2 separate regions of the Homo sapiens genome follow, and region 1 is linked to region 2. A link is a loop called in an ENCODE intact Hi-C map of the cell type or tissue named here. Cell type or tissue: mammary epithelial cell. All regions are shown on one strand. Region 1 has its middle 2.4 kb from the start of FBLIM1. Region 2 overlaps PLEKHM2 (pleckstrin homology and RUN domain containing M2).

Region 1 (2,500 bases), 69 kb after region 2:
AATAAAAAATAAAAAGTAAGGGAAAAAAATGCATTGACTCTGGAGGTCTGGTAGTAGGATTGCAGGTATGGCTGGATCCAGCAGCTGATGAAATCAGTTATCTTTCTTTCCTATCTCTTTGCTCTGCTGTCCTCTGTGGTGGTCCAAGTGGGGGGCAAAAGTGGTGTCAAGCTTGTATTCTGCCAGCCAACAAGCCCAGAGAGCTGATCTTAGAACTAACAGCCACTATGATTGGCTGGACATGGGTCATGTATACACCAGGCACTGAGAGTGGAAGAGAGGTTCCCCAAACAGAAACTGAGTGCTGTTATCAGAATCAGGGAAAGTAGTGCTGGCTATCAGGAGCCATGGATGTTCCTTGGATTCTCTTGCAGGACAAAGTCACGTCCTTCCCTTCCCTTCAGAACTTTGTCCCTCTTACTAAAACTTCTATCCTTCATGTGGTAGGGAGAGCAAAGGAACTCATCTCTGAACACCTACTGAGCATCAGGTATTTTTACCCACATTTACCCCACCAGATTCTTGCTATGAAGCCACAAGGGACAAACCTGGGTTGGCAACCCCTCGGTTGCAAGAGGAAACTGAGGCCCAGAGAGAAGTGATTTGCCCAAGGCTGGCAAGTGGCAGAGCTGGAATCACTCCCAGATACTGATGTTACTCACAGCTGTATCTGTGTCCCCATCTGACCCGGCCACCATGGGGGAGCTCCCTTTTCTCTATGCTGCTCCTCTCCCCGCCCTGCCTAGCACAGGGCCCCACACACAGCAGCGCCCAGGAAATAAGCATTGGACTGACCTGACTCCAAGCAGGTAGGGTGGAAGATGGAGGATGGAGGAAGGAGCTGGGAGGCCCAAGGGGCTTCTGAGGCTGTCTGCCAAGCTGACCTCTGACCTTTAAAGCCCATGTTTTCCCTTCTGCCCCCTTTCCCTGGGAATATTCGTCCCTATTCTCACACTGGCTCCTCCCCATCTCAGCTTAACCCTCACCTCCTCAGAGAGGATTTCCCCCCACACCCCACACCCCACACCCACCCCACCCCCTTTTGTCTCAGACCCCTTGTCCATTCCTTCATAGCACCTTTTACTATTGGTTATTGTTATGTTAATTTGCTTTATGGTTTGCTCTACCCAATCTCCCTGTAAGGACTGTGGGGACAAGGACTGATCATGTCTGATTTGATCCCGTCGGCTCCTTGACTCATGCATTGCACACAGTAGGTGCCCGGTCAGTGTCTGCTCAGTCAAAGCTCTCCACTGTGGAGGTGCCACCCCCGCCCCGGCAAGCAGACTTGCCCTCAAACCTCTCTTCCACCCCTTCCCTGCCACTCAGGGTCTCAGCTGCCACCATCCTAATAGAAGATTGAGCCCCTTGCCTGCTGGAGCCATCTAAGGGAGAAGAAAGCCGTTGTGAGCCTGGCAGGGAGGGCGGAGGGCAGCAGAGCCTCTGAGCTGGCAGACAAAGGGCGTGTGTTCTCATCCAGCGCACTTCCTGGGTTTCCGTTGCAGGAAGTTTGGCACCTGCCGATCGGTGACATCGACACCCGAGCTGCTGCGGGCCAGGACGAATCCCTCCATCCGGGAGCAGTGGTGGCGGTGGAACAGGTGGCCTGGGGTGCTGGAGGCAGGTAAGCAGAGGCAGTTGAACCCCTCATTCCCCTTGGACTGTCCCAGAGCAAATGTGGGAAGCCTGGGTCCTAGACTAAGTCAGTGTGACCTTGAACAAGGCCCCAAATCAACTCTTCGTTGCCTCACTATCCCACCTGGGGGTGCAACAGGTGGTTCAGGGGCTGTCATGGAGGTGAGGGCAGGCAGCTCCACTTTTATCTCTTAAATAAACTTCTGGGTCACTAAGCATTTGCAAAGGGGTTCTACAGCCAAAAGCGCCTGAAAACCCCCAGATCGCACCTTCCTCCTTTGAGTCCTTCCCGTCTCTGTCGTTCAGAGGGTATGGGGAAGTCTCCTCCAAAGGGTGCTGCAAAGCTGGAGTTTTGGGGGGCAGGGGCAGGATATCACTGCCAAGCCAGGAATGAGCCGAGCAGGGACTCAGACAGCCTTGAGTCCCAGCCTCGCCCTGCTGCACAGAACTCTCAGCACCTCCAAGCCCCAGCTTCCGATTCTGTAAAGGATGGCACTGGTACCTGTTCTTGAGACTAGCAGAGCTGTGTGCCCAGGGACACAGCGGCTCTGGTTTGAATTTGGCTCTGCCATTTGCCCCTAGTGTGGCCTTGAGCCTCTCGGGGCCTCAGTGTCCTTGACCGTGAACAGGAATCATCAGCCCTGGTGCTCATGGCTCTTGTGGGATTAGGATGGGGATGAGGATGGGTACCAGCACCTAGAAAGCCCCTATCAATGGCAGCTCCTGGGACTGCTGCTGTTACTGCAGCTTGGCTGAGAGGATCAAATGGGAAAAGGGGCGACAAGAGGGATGGGAGGGGCGATGATCAGTGGGTGAGGGCGGAGGCAGCCTCCTCTGACCCTCATAAACCAGCCTCCCTCAGAAA
Region 2 (2,500 bases):
TTCACTTTGTAAGTCAGGCTGTCACTTATGAGTTAGGTGTGTTTGTTGAGGTGCATATAATTGTAGGTGTTTGGACAAGGACACTTATTGAGCTGGAATGCACCCCAGAAAATGTCACACTAGAAACTGCAAACCCATCCCTGGGTGTATCACAACCAAAGCCATGGGCAGCATCATTGTTAGGAGCATGGATTCTGGAGTCCAGCTGCCTGATTGAATCCCCGCCCTGCCAAATTAATAACCCTGTAACCTTGGTCAGGCTTATTAACCTCTCCATGCCCAGTTTCTTCATCTGTAAAGCAGGGATAAAATTAGGGATGTTGTGGAGTGTTTTTTTGTTGTTGTTGTTGTTGTTGTTTGTTTTTGAGACAGAGTCTTGCTCTGTTGCCTGGGCTGGAGGGCAGTGGTGTGATCTCGGCTCACTACAACCTCCACCTCCCAGGTTCAAGCGATTCTTCTGCCTCGGCCTCTCGAGTAGCTGGGATTACAGGTGTGCGCCACCACACCCGGCTAAATTTTTTTTTTTTTTTTTTGAGACGGAGTCTCGCTCTGTCGCCCAGGTTAGAATGCAGTGGCCTGATCTCCGCTCAGTGCAAGCTCCGCCTCATGGGTTCACACCATTCTCCTGCCTCAGCCTCCCAAGTAGCTGGGACTATAAGCGCCGGCCACCACGCCCGGCTAATTTTTTTGTATTTTTAGTAGAGACGGGGTTTCACCATGTTAACCAGGGATGGTCTCGATCTCCTCACCTTGTGATCTGCCCGCTTCGGCCTCCCAAAGTGCTGGGATTACAGGCGTGAGCCACGGCGCCCAGCGTCTAATTTTTGTATTTTTAGTGGAGATGGGGTTTCCCCATGTTGGCCAGGCTGGTCTTGAACTCCTGACCTCAAGTGATCTGCCTGCCTTGGCCCCCCGAAGTGCTGGGATTACAGGCATGAGCCACCGTGCCCGACTACTTTTTGTATTTTTTGTAGAGATGGGATTTCGCCCATATTGGTCAGGCTGTGTTATGAAGATTTTGTTTGTTTGTTTTTTGTTTTTTGTTTTTTTTGAGATGGAGTCTTGCTCTGTCACCCAGGCTGGAGTGCAGTGGCGTGATCTCAGCTCGCTGCAAGCTCCGTCTCTCAGGTTCACGCCATTCTCCTGCCTCAGCCTCCCGAGTAGCTGGGACTACAGGTTACAGGCGCCCGCCACTATGCCCGGCTAATTTTTTTGTATTTTTAGTAGAGACGGGGTTTCACCGTGTTAGCCAGGATGGTCTCGATCTCCTGACCTCATGATCCGCTCACCTCGGCCTCCCAAAGTGCTGGGATTACAGGCATGGTGAAGTTTTAATAAACATGTAGAGTGTTTAGCATGGATCCTGGCCCAGTCTTAACTGGTAGCTTTTTTCTTTGTGCAAGAGCCCATTCCTCAATTTTACAAGGTTTGAAGATGGCTCAACTGCCTCACCACCTAAAGGTCGTTCTACAACACCATTTGTTCTTGGTAGCCACTTCCTTTGTGTGTTTGTTTGAGACAACTGCGATGTGATTCTTGCATCATAAATTACATTTGGTTTTCTGAATCAGAGTGTCTGCTTTACTAGGAACCTGTTAGTTTGGCTACAGCAGTAGACATTGAGGACAGCAGTCTTGGGGTCAGATTTGTCCTTGAATGCCAGTCTCACCTAAATGTGTTATATAGCACCTTGAGAGTTGCTTTGCCTTTTTTCTTGCATCCTACCACCAGTAAATGGTCTTACTGGTCATTTTATAAGGATTTTACGTGAAGAAAATGAGATGCATATTTCTGCAAGGAAAGATCCATTGTGTATTTCTATATTTGCAAAGAGTACTTTAGAACTTTTTATGAAAATGAAGCATGCCTACAGGAAAGTGTACAGGTCCTGAGCGGACAGCTTAATGAGTTCTCACAAAGTGAAAACACCTGCATATCCAGCACCCTGACCAAGAAACAGAACATGACCATTATCCCAGAGGGCCCCTCGTTCCCCTCCCAGAAACTACACCCTCAAAGCAACCACTATCCCCAAGGAGTATTGTTGAGTTCAACTATTTTCACACTTAGATTTTGTGATGGTGAATACCCATTATAACACCAGACAGGTGAAACAGCTGTTAATCCATCTGAATCCAAGGCAACCTGTGTTCTGATATGGACACAGAATTCCTGAGGGTGAGAGAGAACTGGAGAGTTTAATAATTAACATGATTAAATGAAAATGATAACAATAGGCCAGGCATGGTGGCTCACGCCTGTAATCCCAGCACTTTGGGAGGCCAAGGTGGATGGATAACTTGAGGCCAGAAGTTCAAGACCAGCCTTGCCAACATGGTGAAACCCCATCTCTACCAAAAATACAGAAATTAGCTGGGTGTGGTGGCGCGTGCCTGTAGTCCCAGCTACTTGGGAGGCTGAGGCAGGGAAGCACTTGACCTGGGAGGTGGAGGTTGCAGTGAACTGAGATCGCGCCATTGCACTCCAGCGTGGGTGACAG

The links. Hi-C counts contacts between places; a loop is a spot of excess contacts. Peaks named below come from ENCODE experiments on the same cell type or tissue, not always from the same donor. Only the 100,000 strongest peaks of a DNase experiment are listed, where the experiment ranks them.
Region 1: it touches region 2 in a loop (2.8-fold over the local background); 7 of 110 quality-filtered maps call a loop at or near these places.

What each region holds. Positions count from the first base shown.
Region 1 is chr1:15,755,109-15,757,608 of GRCh38, forward strand. It overlaps a transcript of FBLIM1 not described here. Among named protein-coding and RNA genes, the nearest start is that of FBLIM1, 2.4 kb to the right of the region's middle. RefSeq lists an enhancer at 1,040-1,819. In mammary epithelial cell, no CTCF peak of the experiment used is centred here; a DNase peak (open chromatin) is centred at 1,463; H3K4me3 peaks cover 152 bases.
Region 2 is chr1:15,686,134-15,688,633 of GRCh38, forward strand. The region is part of intron 1 of PLEKHM2 (pleckstrin homology and RUN domain containing M2); the gene reads left to right. Among named protein-coding and RNA genes, the nearest start is that of PLEKHM2, 3.1 kb to the left of the region's middle. In mammary epithelial cell, no CTCF peak of the experiment used is centred here; no DNase peak of the experiment used is centred here; H3K4me3 peaks cover 154 bases.